3 separate regions of the Homo sapiens genome follow, and all the other regions are linked to region 2. The links are chromatin contacts, found by Hi-C or POLR2A ChIA-PET in ENCODE. All regions are on one chromosome and are shown on one strand. Each heading gives the region's core, a stretch centred on a gene start or an enhancer-like site at or near the end of the contact. The rest is flanking DNA. Distances are from core to core; before and after follow the strand shown. Region 1 overlaps SPTBN1 (spectrin beta, non-erythrocytic 1). Region 2 overlaps CIMIP6 (ciliary microtubule inner protein 6). Region 3 holds the start of ACYP2 (acylphosphatase 2).

Region 1 (4,807 bases), core at 597-3,096, 140 kb before region 2:
TGTACAAGAACCTTGCAGGAAAAGTAGGCAGGGAGCTGTCACCCATGCACACACAGCCCCACTTCAAAGTGTATTCTCTGAAGTGAATATTTATTTCTCTTCTCTAAATGGCAGAAGGTATCTTCCTCTGTTGCCGGAAATAGACAATTATGTCAGGAGCAGCCATCCCTGATGTAAACCAACCCTTCACAGAGGGCTGGGTTGGGGGGCGTGCAGGTAAAGTGCAACCACTCTGACAGCCTGCCATCCCCACAGCACTAAATTGATGCCAGCTGCCCACTACAGGCTACGTTCCTGAGGTCCTGTGACAGGCTCCTGAGAAGACTAACAAACCTTCCCATCAGCTTCCAGATGAGAGCAAGGGTGAGGCCTTTGGGGCTAGAAAGCAGAAACTCGCCAGCTCCCCGATCAGAACCACAGTCTCACTATTGGCAGGGGTAGGGTGTCATTTCAAAGGCCAGTGTGTTTGGGGAAAGGAATGAGTGAATTATTTGACTGACATCCTGAAAAGAAAAATACACATACTCTCTCTCTCAGAGTTTAGCATTTGGAGAGTGATGCTGTCAGGACAGGTCTGGAAATGAACCAAAGCTCCTTAATCTAGTCTTGCTTTAGCGCAAATATTCCAGAAGATGCTAATGATCACCTCCCAACACAAATTTTCAGGGAGCTGCAAATACTTACCAAAACGTGATCGAGCTTTTCTCACGAAGTCTCTATACACACTAGTTGCTCCATATTCTAGCTCCCACTTCTCACAACTCCCCAGTCCCCCACCTTTGCACTGTCCTCTCCCCAGAGAGGCTCCATCCCCAGGCAGGGGTGGTAACTCTCCGGTGCAGTGCCCAGTGCCAGCAAAGGGCATCCAGGTACCACCTCCCATCAACCTGACCCGCCATGTCAAGGAGCACTGAGCAGAAAGGTGAGCAAGTAACGAGACAAAGCCTCCAAAACACGAAGAGGTGGAACTGACCAATTCAGAATCCACCAAGTCCATCTCCTCTTTCTGGATGCCACAAACCTACACCTGGCTGTCCAGCCAGGTTAGCATTTAATTGCTTTAAATTACCCTTAATGGATATACACAGCATTAGAAATGATCAGTTATCCCTAACACTGTACCTAAATAATGTGTAGTGTTCCCTAAAAGGGAGAAGGAAGGTTTCTACAATATGCAGAAGTGACCAGCTATTCAAGAAGCTCCTTTGTAATATATAGCAACTGGTCTGGTATTTGTCAGTCTTAGTTAGCTAATTACAAACCTATTTCTTTCTAAAGGAATAAAAAAGAAAAAAAAAGAGCCAAAGAGCCAAAAAGCCCCAGAGGCAGTTTATCATGCCTCTGGTAGCTCATGTGGGATAAGGAAGGGCAATTTCTACTCGGGTAAAGGGGACAGGAAGATGAGGACTCTTTGCTTCCTCCTCACTGGGGACCCCAGAGTCCTGCTCTCTGCAGCTGCCTAGCCTGACTGTTGACAGGACAGTCCACGAGCCCCGAGAGAAGATCACGAGAGATCTGTAATCAGAGAATCTGACATCCCTTCCAGAAATCAGCCATTCCTTATTTGGGTCAGTCCCAGCAGAGGACTTTGGACAAGTCATCTAGCTGCTCAGGGCCTCAATTTCCTCGTCTATAAAGAGAGGACTGGAAAGGAACACTGTTCTTGGCTGCACATCACTGTCACCTGTGGAGATACTGTGATTTAATTATGCTGGCTCAGGTATGAGTGAGCATCAAGATCTTTAAAATGCGCAGCCAGCCAGGCACAGTGACTCACACCTATAATCCCAACACTTTGGGAAGCCAAGGCAGGCAGATCCCTTGAGGCTAGGAGTTTGAGACCACCTTGGGCAACATGGCAAAATCCCATCTATACAAAAATTAGCTAGGCGTGGTGGCATGCATCTGTAGTCCCAGCTACTACAGGAGGCTGAGGTGGGTGGATCCCTTGAGCCTGGGAGGCAGAGGTTACAGTGAGCCATGATTGCGCCACTGCACTCCAGCCTGGGCAACAGAGCCAGACCCTGTCTCAAAACAAAACAAAACAAAAAATAAAATATCCAGCCAAGGATTGAGAGCTACTAATCAGCTAGAGCTCTTTCTAGCTTAAACAAAAAACTTTAGAAACCTCAAATACCAATAAAACCATCAGCAGACACACCCCACCCCTCCTTAACACAGTGGATCGAGATGAAAAAAAAACAGAACAAATCTCTCAAAGAAAGGGACATCTCCAGCAGCCTGGTCCTGGGAACACCTGAGGCCCACTGAGTCTTCAGCCTATCCAAGTGATCTAGAAGTTTCCATTCATCTCTAAAATTTTGTTGTATTTGAGATTTAGATTTTCTGTTTTCTGTTGCCTGAAACATGAGTCTTACAATAAAATGTCTCAAACATAAATTTTGTGATTATTTAAAATAAGCCATCACCTAACAAACGTGACTACTTGCCATTTTTCTTTCAAAGAATGAAAAACCGCCTAAAACATTTGTTCATTCTCTCACTTTTAGTAGATTACAGATCACAGAAAAACACAAAACAAATCCTAAGAAATGAACAATTAACATTACAAACGTAAAAAGAATTATAATTCCAAGATGCCAAAAATACTGATTACATTTCAATTACCATTTGCGCCTTCATCTGGAAAACACATCCTCCATTGGAAAGTACCCAGCATAACAGCTGCAATGCTTTTTCAACTTTAACAAACACTGGAAAAGTTAGCCAAAACTCTGTGTTGGCTGACATCCAGGGTTTTATTATTATGTACTATTAGTTCATAGTGAGAAACATGGGCTAAAGGAAGGGGGAAAGCAAAGTAATAACAGGGGCTTCATAATCATGTGCAGATGTGAAGGTTTCTGAAGCTTTATCTACCAGAAAATGCCTTCCATATTACTTCTATTACCTGTATCCTTTATTAATTAGATAATTACAAATGTTGTGTTTTTAGGACATTATTTAGAGACTTAACTGTGAAACGGTTTTTCTTATGTCAGTGGCTGGGCTGTGCTGACATTTTAATATTTTTCACATGTAAAGCAACCTGGTGGATTCTCTCCCCTTGGCTCCACGTTTTAGCAAGTGCTGAAAGCAAATCAACACGCAAACAACCAGTCACCTTCCTCCATTATGTCCATTTCTTGTCAAATCAGTTATGGTTCAAAAGCCTCTCACTTTTAGTACTACATGAATGTTGGGGCTGAAATATTTATTTTTTAAGGCTTACACAAACTGCATCGGGTGGTATGGTCTAAGCACAGACTTTTCAATCTCATGAACCAGCAAAGTTTAAACAAACAAAAAAAATGGAGGAAGCAACATTAGTTTCCAACTTTTCCTTAAATAAGGAGAAAAAAATTAAAACAAATACAAAAAAACTACTAATATTGCCACTATTGAGTCAAAATAGGCCAAGAATTATCACTGTCATCTGAGAACAGATCGATCCCTTCCAGAAGTGGGCAAATGTTAACCCTACCTGAAGGCTTCTGCATGGCTGGTGAGGGCCTCAGGACACACCTGTGCTCCACAGGTGCAAAGGGAAAAGCATGAGCCAACAGGAGGTGAAGGGTGAAGTCCCAGCCAGCTGACTAGGAGCAAATGCAAAGTCTCCTGGGTTTCTCCGTCTACATCTACACCTTTACCCTACTTTTAAAGTCCCTTCGTATTATAAAGTTCCTTAACCACTAGGTGAAAACACTGCGGGACCGTTACCCTTTTATTAGGATGAATCAAGTCTCTATGCACCAACACATGTATCTCCAGCACCCAACACAGCATTTGGCATAAAGTACGGGCTCCAGACATATTTATCAAATAAATGACTTTTCTGCTTTCCCCAATATTTAAGGGGTGTTTAAGAAAAATGCATTGACAATGGATGCATGGGAGCTTCTTGAAAAAAAATATAGTATGGATCTAGGTTCAATTTTTCACTTTAGGGATGTATATATAGTTGCGTTATTTAGGAAACACTGATATAGCTTTTACTATGTGCCCAGGTCTAAGCCCTTTACAAATATTAACTCATTTAATCCTCAAAATAACCTTTTTTGAGGTAGGCACTATTATCTTTTTATCACTTTACAAATGAGAAAACTGTGGCATAAAGCGCTCAGGGAATGTTGTCCAAGGTCACAGAGGTAAACGATAGTGAAGCTGGAATTTGAACCCAAGTAGTCTAGCTTCTAAGTCTATCCTGTGCTGTCTAACACAGTCATCACAAGCCATGTGTAGCTATTTAAATTTAATTTAAATTAAATAAAATTTAAAATTCACACCAGCCACATGTGCTCAGAAGCCACACACATGGCCGGCAGCAAGTCTACCGAACATTCCCGTCTTGTGAATGCACTGGTCATGCTCCACCCAGTGGAAGCACTTAGTCTATGCTCTTAGCTGCTACTCTCTTGCTGCCTTTCAGTCTGGGTTTGGCTCCACAGACTGAAGTTCCAACTCCATGCTGTATGTATCCCCAACCTAAGAAATATAACAAAGTTTTTTTCAGATTGGGACTCTCTACTGTGATTCTTTAAGCAAAAGAATACAGAAACAAGTTGACAGGAACTTGATTCTTGATGGACTTCCTCAACAAGAATGCCAACTGGAGGGCTTGTTTTTTTCCTTTGTTATTCTCTACTCTTCTCCTGGCAGGATGTTTGTAGAGATGGTCTCCGGCTGTGAGGTTACTGGCGCACACTTGCACCTGTCCTGCTGTGCAGAGCTGGAACCCTGTTTTTATGGATTTTGTAAGCAGAGTTCAGCCAGAGGGTAGCCCTTCCCAAAATTCAGTTCCCAAAAT
Region 2 (4,672 bases), core at 434-2,933:
CTGGTTATATGAGTGGAGTGGAGTCTGCCTTGTACTGACAGGCCAGCCATTTGAGAGTTCTAGCTTTATGCAGATTTCAATTCTATCTTTCTACTTTGGAGGACATAAGTTTCCATCCCTGTTCCAATGAGGATAAAAATTCAAGTCCCTAGGCTTTAAGACCTTTTTCCAAACATGCTAACAACCTCTCCCTTCCCTGTCTTCATACCAAAACTTGCATTCTAATTTTTCCAATTTTATAGTAGTATACCTATGGTGTTGAAGACTATGGAGCTATTAAAATAACAAGGTTGCCTACATATGTTGACAAGGAAAGATCTCCAAGATATACATTGGAGATATATATGTGGCAAGAACTAGAAGTCCCCAACACAAAAAAATATAATGACATTCATTATTTTGCAGTTTATCACAATTTCTTTAATGGAGAATAAATGGATAAAGATATAGCTGTAGTCTTATCAATACTGCAGATAATAGTGAGCAGCTGATATTTCCCAATGGAAATTTGTAAATACTCTTTATAACAGAGGAATACTCCACCTACTTCCACTTGTATGCAATATAACATATCTTATAATAGATACATTTTGGCACACCAAACACACCAAATTGGAAGTAGAATTAATCCTTACCAAACTCATCCAAAAAGCAAAGGTTGAGTTGGTGCTAGAAATGATCTGAGTAAAATAGAAAACAATTTAGAAAATACTTCAATATTCTAAGTACCCATATGTCTTTGAATTAAGTGTGTATGTGTCTGTGCATCTTGTACTGGCAGAAGTATTTTTAGATTTTCACACTTTTAATTATATATGGAGGAGTTCTAAGTTTTAGAATAATGAGGAAAAATTAAATATATAAGAGAACATTATCCTTAAATTGAAAATTGAATTATAGTAGCAGTGATGATATGATTACATTGACCACTTACTGATCAATGTGCATAATCACATCCTCAATAATCTTACGAAGTTGCTATTTTCCTAATTTTACAGTTGAGAAAACTGAAGTCTAGAGAGGTTAAGTTACTTACCCAAGGTCACACAGCTCAAGGAATGAAGTGAAGCCAACATTCCAACTCTAGTTTGTTTGATTCCAAAGCTGTCCACTCATGTCTAACAGGGCCTCTCTTCTAAAAGTATTATATTTGTTAATTACGATCATGTGTTGTGCAAAACAAAGTTGTGTTCATAAAGAATGTGACATAGAAATAATGTCTCACTCCACTTATTGGAGACCACTCTTATTAATAACATTTGGTTGTATTTTAATTGTCTTTTTTCTCTTTTTCCATTTACATAAATTGTATGTTCTGAAGTTACTGATAACAGAAAAGTAAATGTGAGGGCCAAGATGATGATTGTGAAATTTCCCTATATTCCAGGGATTAGATTTTTATCTGAAGAAGGTAATTTATTCTGATTTTTTAATTGGTGGATTTAAAGGCTTGTGCCTAGTGAAAAGAGCATCTCCTACAGTTGTTTGAGTGGCGCCTGAGGTCTTTTCTCTGCTCTCAGGAGTGCTGGGGCATGCCTTGGCTGCCTGTCTGACGTCTGTTTCTGATAAGTGAGTTTTAGGCTCTAACAGCTCCTGAGAATTTTGTTGGCAGAGACCTGGTGAGATCATTCTGCTTTCCGCTGAGTTTCCTTTCTCTGTTTTTTTGGACTGTTCTGATGAACGTGACCCTGGAGTGTTCAGTAATACCTCTGCTCCTTTAGGAACTGTTGGCCTACTGCCTGGTTTTATCTCTCTCTGTACAAAAGCTCCGTGTCTCTGGAAAAGAAAACAAAGTCGACATTAACCAGGAGAACGCAGATTGCTGGAAGATGCAGCTGTGAACTGAATTTGTGCGTTAGCTCAAGTCCTAGTCAGTGATGCAGGCACTTCTCTGCCTCTTCATTGGTGTCACCTCAGTCCCAAACTAGACACCACCATATATGGGTGAACCTTTTAAATTATAAAATAGGGTGCATCAGAAAATGAACAGGAAGGAAAAAGGCAGAATGTCAAAGAAGTAGCAGCTCATCTCCCATTCTCAACTTTTTTATCATTTGGACTGTTTAAGACTATTCACATCAAATTTCATTTCTTGCTCTAAAGATTGCTATGGATACAACAAAAACTACAGTTCATAGACCTAAGAATTTATGATTGCATCCCAAATGCCTATTAACGCTGATGAAAAGCTAAGTAATAATAAAATATGAAAGCAAACATCTATAGTTGGAAAAAAATCCAATAATTGACAATTACATTTCTATTTGGCTTTATAAACCTTACATGCATCTCCCTGCCACACACATGTATTAAGCATATCAAAACATTTGTCAAACTGCTTTGATATTATTACTATTATTATTATTATTATTATTATTATTGTTATTAGAAATGAGACTTGCTATGTTGCCCAGGCTGGCCTCAAACTCAAGTGATCCTCCTACCTCAGCTTCCAGAGTAGCTGGGACTACAGGCGTCAAGTCACTGTGCCCAGCATGCTTTGATATTATTTTACACAAATTATTTCAATAATTTAAGTAGACCAAATTCCAAAGACTGATTCAAATTATTATGTTTGGATTGATTGATTGAGATGAGGTTTCATTGTGTCACCCAGGCTGGAATGCAGTGGTGCAATTACGGCTCACTGCAGCCTCGAACTCCTGGGCTCAAGCAACTCTCCCACCTCACCCACCTGAGTAGCTGGGACTACAGGTGGCACCACCATACCAGGATAGTATTATTCCTTACATTTTACTATGGTATGTGGCTAACATTCTATCCTATTAATAACTGAAGTAGTTTGTTTAAATAGACAGAAAGATAATTATGACTTGAAAAAGCTTAAAGTTCTACAAATCTACTCTGTCTTAAAGTATTAAATAATTCTAAATACTGCCTCACCTTTCCCTGGAGAGGCTCATTCGGAGTTTTTCTGGCATCATATTGATGTATAAAAGAGATGTATTCTATAAAATTGTTTTGAAGTTCTGCTGATGTACCAGGAGAGGCAAGTGGTACTAAAAAAAAGATTTTGTGAAGTCAGGACAAAAAATTAGATTTGTTTATGGACATATAATCAGTATTAATAATATAAAATATGGTAACAAAACTAAATTCTTGAAGTATGCAAGATTATTTACACAATCTAAATAATAAATAGAATGGATTCACCATTCTTTCTTCATGAAAAGAGCCAAATCAAAACAACCAAATTAGCCCCACGTGTGGAATTATTAGTAATTTTTAAAACTAAAATTAATATTAATACAACAATATGGTCAGGCATGGTGGCTCATTCCTGTAATCCCAGCATGCCCTGGGAGGAGGCCAAGACAGGAGGATTGCTTGAGCCCAGGAGTTTGAGGACTAGCCTGGGGAACATGGTGAAACCCCATCTCTACAAAAAATAAGCCAGGCGTGGTGGCATGTGCCTATAATCCCAGCTGTTTGGAAGGCTGAGGTGGGAGGATCGCTTGAGCCCAAAAGTTCAAGGCTGCAGTGAGCCATGACTGCACCACTGTGCTTCAGCCTGGGCGAAAGAGAGATCTTGTCTCATTAAGGAAAAAAAAAAAAATTGTTAGATATGCTTTTTACACAGATACCAATACATTTTAGGGAAAACATAACTATAATTTGTTAACTTTTCACGACTAGAAAGAGTATGAGAAATTCTATGTTGAATCTATAGTTTGGCCAGTGGCTGTGGCCACAGGGTAGAAATTGTATGCCGAAGCTAGCACTAATGGAATTGGAAGACTCTAGGGCTGCTGCAGTTGTAGTTGAACACATAATTCTTTTCATTTCGCCCAATAACAGGGGTTCTGAAAAATTTGCAAGAGTATGAAATCCTTTAAAAATCACTTCTAAATAATCTTTCAATCTGGGTGATGAGTATATGAGTTCATTATATTGGTCTGTGCTCCATGTATGTTTAACATCTTAAATAATTTTTAAAACTCAGTTTTACTTTCAGCAGAGAAGGTTATTTAAAGATCAGAGCAACTTTCAGTACTGTTGCTGGCAATAAAAAAAGTTTAGTGAAGTAAAATTCTATCAAGGACAAAAATTTCTCCCTTAAAAAATATGTATGTGGCTGGGCGCAGTAGCCCACGCCTGTAATCCCAGCACTTTGGGAGGCAGAGGCAGGCAGATCACAAGGTCAAGAGATCGAGACCATCCTGGCCAACATGGTGAAAACCCCGTCTCTACTAAAAATACAAAAAAAAAAAAAATTAGCTGGGCGTGGTGGTGAACGCCTATAGTCCCAGCTACTCAGGAGGGTGAGGCTGGAGAATCACTTGAACCTGGGAGGCAGAGGTTCCAGTGAGCCAAAATCGCGCCACTGCACTCCAGCCTGGGTGACAGAGCAAGACTGTGTCTCAAAAAAAAAAAAAAAAAGTACGTAAGAGTTTATGTACAACGAACATATCTGTGAAATGCTATGTAACAAACTGGTAACAGTGGTGACTGTAGGGAAAGAGAACTGGGTGACTGGAGGACAGAGGTGGGGAGAAGTAGATTCAGTTTTCACTGTATATCTTTTTGTACCATTTGAATTTTGTGCCATATGCTTATATCAACTGTTAAAAAATAAAATTTAACTTTTAAAAATCACACCTTTAAAATTAGAGGAATACATAAGAAAAAATGTTAGTAAATTTACATGTAT
Region 3 (4,979 bases), core at 1,246-3,745, 240 kb after region 2:
CTTTCCTACCTCCCTTTGCACAATCATCCTTTGAAAGAAAGGTCTCCTGTTATCCTAAGTGAAGTAACTCATGAATGGAAAACTAAACATTCTATGTTCTCACTTCTAAGTGGGAGCTAAGCTATAAGGATGCAAAGGCATAAAAGAATGATACAATGGATTCTGGGGAGTCAGGGGGGAAAGGGTAGGACGGGGTGAGGGACAAAAGGCTACACATTGGGTACAGTGTAAACTGCTTGGGTGATGGATGCACCAAAATCTCAGAAATCACCAGTAATGAACTTATTCATGTAATCAAACACCACCTGTTCTCCAAAGACCTATAGGAAATAAAAATAAAATTAAATTAAAAAAAGATCTCTTTACAAAAGGCACACTTTTACCCATTCTTAATCTTACCCTGGTACACTGCACCAAAGTGTAAAAACCTCTAGAGTACCAAATACAAGGATAATTCAACTCTTCCACCAACCGAGGTTCCATAAACACCCCCAGTCTTCTCATTAATAAATTTCTGGCTGAGTGCAGTGGCTCACGCCTGTAATCCCATCACTTTGGGAGGCGAAGTGCAGGAGGATCCCTTGAAGCCAGGATTTCGAGACTTGCCTGGGCAACAGAGACCCTTTCTCTACAAAAAAATTTTAAAAATTAGTCATGCATGGTGGCATGAGCCTGTAGTCCCAGCTGCTTAGAAGGCTGAGGCAGAAGATCACTTGAGCCCAGGAGTTCCAGGCTGCAGTGAGCTATGATTGTGCCATTGCACTTGCTCCAGTCTGGGTGACAGAGCAAGACTCCATCTCTTAAAAAAATAAAATTAAAAAAATAAACTTCTAACACAAATTTACCTTTAAATTTTAATAATGTTTATCATACTTTTTATATTTTCATCTAGTGTTCTAATAATAATTTCAATAATAACTCCATCCAGACAAAAAATTTAATACTTGGAGCTGTTGAATACAATGAGTTCTAAATTTCTCTTCAAAGAATCAGTATGTCAGTATGCTCGGTTCTTTGCGCTCTAAAGTCTAGCTTCCTCGTTCTCCTCGCCTCTAGTTTCAGTAAACAACCTTTTCCACCAGTTCTAATCAGTAGTTCACCTCTATTCCTCTGGTCACCTGCTCCATCCTGAGTCACCCCTGGTCACCTGCTCTGACCTGAATCATCCTGAGTCACCTGTTCTGTAACCACCCTTCCTGCCAAATTATTCACCCCGCCACTTGAGCTCGTACGCCTGCTCTTTAAAATAGCCAGTCGGAATTAGCTTAGACTGTGCGGTCCAACCCTAGCCAGTAGGGGAAAGACACAGCAGTAGAGGCTACCTGCATCAGGAATAAGAACCCCTTCCCCTCCCCTGTTCAGGTGTGCCGTTGCCATTGCTTCATCCGCGAGTCGCACCCTTCTATAGAGGTAAAATTGCCTTGCTGAGAAAATTCTTTGAGCGCTAGTTCTTCTTTTTGGCACCAAAGAACCAGCATTTGTTTCTAAGAGAGCCTTATTGTCAAAGGAAATTAAGAAAAAGCATTACACTTATTCATACATGTGCATATATGTACATATACATATTGCAGAAAAGTATGATAGGGTGAGCAAAAAAAAAAAAAAAACCCTCAAGCAAAACAATGGGGTAATTCGGTGGGAAAAGTGAAATGAAAATCAAATTCAAAGAGGAAAAGAAATGAGTAAAATTTCCCATTGTTGAAGAGTTTTATTTTAAATGAAGATGGTGGATGTTAAATCACTACCCTATTTATATTCCATTGCATAAATCTCAGAGTGACTTAATATTTTCATTTATAAATATCAATATTTTCAACAAGCCAGACATTACAAACTTGGCAACTACTTAAACTTAGGATGAAACAAAAATTAGATAACAATTTCATTCTTTTAAGAGCTACAAAGAGGTCTAAAAAAAGGTTTGACCTCTGAAAAATTAACCTTAAACCATCTAAGTGTCCTTCCTAAAACTCAAGTCAAGCCCAGGTAGCTTCAGTGGCAAGCAACGAGACCACTAGTTAAAAGACCCTCTTCTTTTCCTACCCAACTTCAACATTCCCCCGTGCCGCTTACTCCCGCACCCAGCAGCCGCCCACTTCTGGTCCTCAGCAGTCCCCTGACCCCTCCTCTCCCGCTCCCCCACTTCCCTCCCCATTCCCGTACTTCCGCCCGTCCAAGTCCTCGGGCGCATGCGCGTTTCGCCTCCCTCCCCGCCGCCGCTGCTGTGTCATGGCGGAGCGGAAGTCCCAGCCACAACGGGAAAAGGCATACTTTAGGTGGGAGGCGCTTCTCACAGCTTTCTCCCCTTCCTCCCATAACCTTTTTGATCTCCCACCGTAGAGGGGCCTCCTACCCTGCACTCTTCCGAACACCTCGTAGTCCACGGATTTGAGTGACTGGGCGGTAGACATGGCGGCGGCGAGCCCTCTGTTGAGGAGCCGGAGAGGGGCTCGGGGCGCAGCGACTGCGGCGGCTGCGAGAGGGAGGGGACACATGGGACTGCTTGGCGCACCCCGCGCCTGTCACCGGTCCCGGACGCTAGCGCGCCGGGGTCACGCGTCGGAAGCGGCAAATGAGACTGCGGGGCCTGGGAGCGAGGGCAGCCGGGGACGCCAGGAGGGAAGAGGCCGCTGGGCCCCAGGCATCCTAGGCCTCTCTTCCCGGACTGGGGAGGATGCTGTCTCCACAGCGCTCCCTACCATTTAATTGATCAAGGTACTCTGTTCTCAAAGTTAGTAAATAAAAGCCGGATGCTGTGCCCAAAAAAAGAGTGGCTTCCCCCAGCTTTATTAAAGTGTAATTGACAAATAAAAGTTGGGTATATTTGTGGTGTACAAGGTGATGTTTTGACATATGTATGCATTGTGAAATGATTACATCAATGAAATTAACGTATCCATTGCACCATTTTTTAATGAAGAGAACATTTAAGATCTACTCTCATCAATTTTTAAGGACACAATACATTTATCGCAGTCACCATGTTAGACAACAGATCTTCAGAACTTATTATTCACACTAACTGAAACTTTGTACCCTTTGACCAATATCTCCCCATTTCCAACCCCTTTCATCCCCCATCCCAGGTCCCCCACCCCACTCCATCCCAGCAAGATTGGCTTTTGAAATCAAGGGCCTGCGTGTTTAGTGTTTTGAGAGTTAGTAAATTATTTATGAAATGTTTAGGTGACTACCAAGCCAGCTTTTAAGATAAGGTCTGCAACATCTTGAGCTCTTCTGTACAGTCAGGAAGGAATTGAGCCTGAACTCGTATTCTAAACGGATTGTGATATTTTCTGGGATAAGAAACTTTTTAAAAATATGAAGTCTTTTATGCTAGTGGAAACAGACAAAAGAAAAACACTGTAGTCATCTTGTCTGCTGTTCATACAGTTTTTTTGGTGTGGGTTTGTTGCTGTTGTTTTGAGACGGAGTTTCGCTCTTGTCTCCCAGACTGGAGTGCAGTAGTGCAATCTCAGCTCACAGCAGCCTCCACCTCCCAGGTTCAAGAAATTGTCCTGCCTCAGCCTTCCAAGTAGCTGGGATTACAGGCATGCGCCACCTCACCCAGCTAATTTTTGTATTTTTAGTGGAGACGGGGTTTCACCATGTTGTCCAGGCTAGTCTCAAACTCCTGACCTCAGGTGATCCACCTGCCTCGGCCTCCCAAAGTGCTGGGATTACAGGTGTGAGCCACCACACCCGACCTTTTTTTTTTTTTTTTTTTTTGATTGTCTTGATTATTCTCAGCAACATCCCAATTGCCTAGAAGGTTAAGGCTGAATTTTATTTCCTGGTGAGCTATTACCAAGTTTTAATATAAAACCATCCACCACTCCAAAGGATCTGGATACAGCTATTGATAATCTGCCACCTTCTAGAATTCCAAATCTGTTTACTTGTGAGAATTTGCATTTCTCTATTTGTTGGCCTCAATACCTTGGCATATTTCTCTGCATCTGGCCACACAGTTAAAATAATCCACTGCAATCTGATTCAATATACTGTGCCAATTCTATTAGAGAACACCAAAAATCATCCAAAACTTGGTTAGAATATGGTTAAATCATTTTTAAAGTAAAATATATTCTGGAAATGCTAGTGCAGTTAATTTATGTAGTGAAGGTCTTAGTTTATTGCAGAGACCTCGTAACTTAACTCTTCCATCTCCCAGTTCATTCCATGCAGACTCTAGAATCAACATAAATTTTAAATCATTCTTCTTAATACGTTCAAAATAGAACCTAAGGTCTTCAGCCTCCACTACCTGCTTATGCAAATCCTGCATTTAAACTATAGTCAAGACACTCTCGGTTATTCTGCTCTCTCAGTACAGAGGTTTAAAACAAAGAACCTCTTCTCTTGGGTCTACTCTATCTGGAATGCCTCCCCCTTCTCCAAAATCTTCCTCTATCCCGCTCAGTCATCTCTGCGAGTGGTTACCAGATTTTATCCTAGTTATTTAGTGTGCCTTCCCCACTAGTACAGTCAGCCATCCATATTAGCAGGTTCTGCATCCATAGATTCAACCAACCTCAAACAGAATTTTTTTTTTTAAGTATCTTGGCCTGCACGGTGGCTCACACCTGTAATCCCAACATGTTGGGAGGCCAAGGCTGGCGAACAGCTTGAGCCCAGGAGTTAGAGATGACCAGCCTGGACAATACAGTGAAGCCCCGCCTCTATAAAAAATACAAAAATTACCTGGCTGTGGTGGCCTGTGCCTGTAGTCCCAGCTACTTGGGAGGCTGAGGTGGGAGTAGGATCACTTTTGCCCAGGAGGCAGAGGTTGCAGTGAACCGAGATGGGGCCACTGCACTCCAGCCTGGGTGACAGAGCGAGACCCTGTCTCCAAAAAAAAAAAAAAAAGTCATCTCTACTGAACTCATGCAGACTCTTGTTTCTTGTCATCATTCCCTGAACAATACAGTATAATAGCATTTACATCGCATTAGGTATTTTAAATAATCTAGAGATGA

Evidence for each region. Hi-C counts contacts between places; a loop is a spot of excess contacts on that map. ChIA-PET counts read pairs that join two places held with the same protein, here RNA polymerase II (POLR2A). Pooled maps may share reads with other maps.
Region 1: a map of K562 shows a loop between it and region 2 (2.2-fold over the local background). The contact joins two enhancer-like sites. A Hi-C loop is called at or near these places in 1 of 168 maps with a recorded cell type or tissue (K562). POLR2A ChIA-PET finds 5 or more read pairs at or near these places in 2 of 52 experiments (H1 and WTC11).
Region 3: POLR2A ChIA-PET joins it to region 2 with 15 read pairs in Panc1. The contact joins the promoter of ACYP2 here to the enhancer-like site in region 2. A Hi-C loop is called at or near these places in 7 of 50 pooled maps. POLR2A ChIA-PET finds 5 or more read pairs at or near these places in 2 of 52 experiments (MCF 10A and Panc1).

What each region holds. Positions count from the first base shown.
Region 1 is chr2:54,497,788-54,502,594 of GRCh38, reverse strand. The region is part of intron 1 of SPTBN1 (spectrin beta, non-erythrocytic 1); the gene reads right to left. It also overlaps the pseudogene C9orf85P1. Among named protein-coding and RNA genes, the nearest start is that of SPTBN1, 44 kb to the right of the region's middle. RefSeq lists a silencer at 4,243-4,427. Within about 2 kb of position 1,846, at least 6 of the 41 ENCODE cell types and tissues checked have a DNase peak (open chromatin) inside an H3K27ac peak, as active enhancers do.
Region 2 is chr2:54,357,307-54,361,978 of GRCh38, reverse strand. CIMIP6 (ciliary microtubule inner protein 6) reads right to left here. Exons shown (of 5, transcript NM_001100396.2): 4 at 2,905-3,020; 5 at 398-1,776. The coding sequence ends at 1,417. Among named protein-coding and RNA genes, the nearest start is that of CIMIP6, 29 kb to the right of the region's middle. Within about 2 kb of position 1,683, at least 13 of the 41 ENCODE cell types and tissues checked have a DNase peak (open chromatin) inside an H3K27ac peak, as active enhancers do.
Region 3 is chr2:54,113,131-54,118,109 of GRCh38, reverse strand. ACYP2 (acylphosphatase 2) reads right to left here and starts at 2,495. Exons shown (of 4, transcript NM_138448.4): 1 at 2,354-2,495. The coding sequence starts at 2,411. RefSeq lists silencers at 2,047-2,106, 2,597-2,666.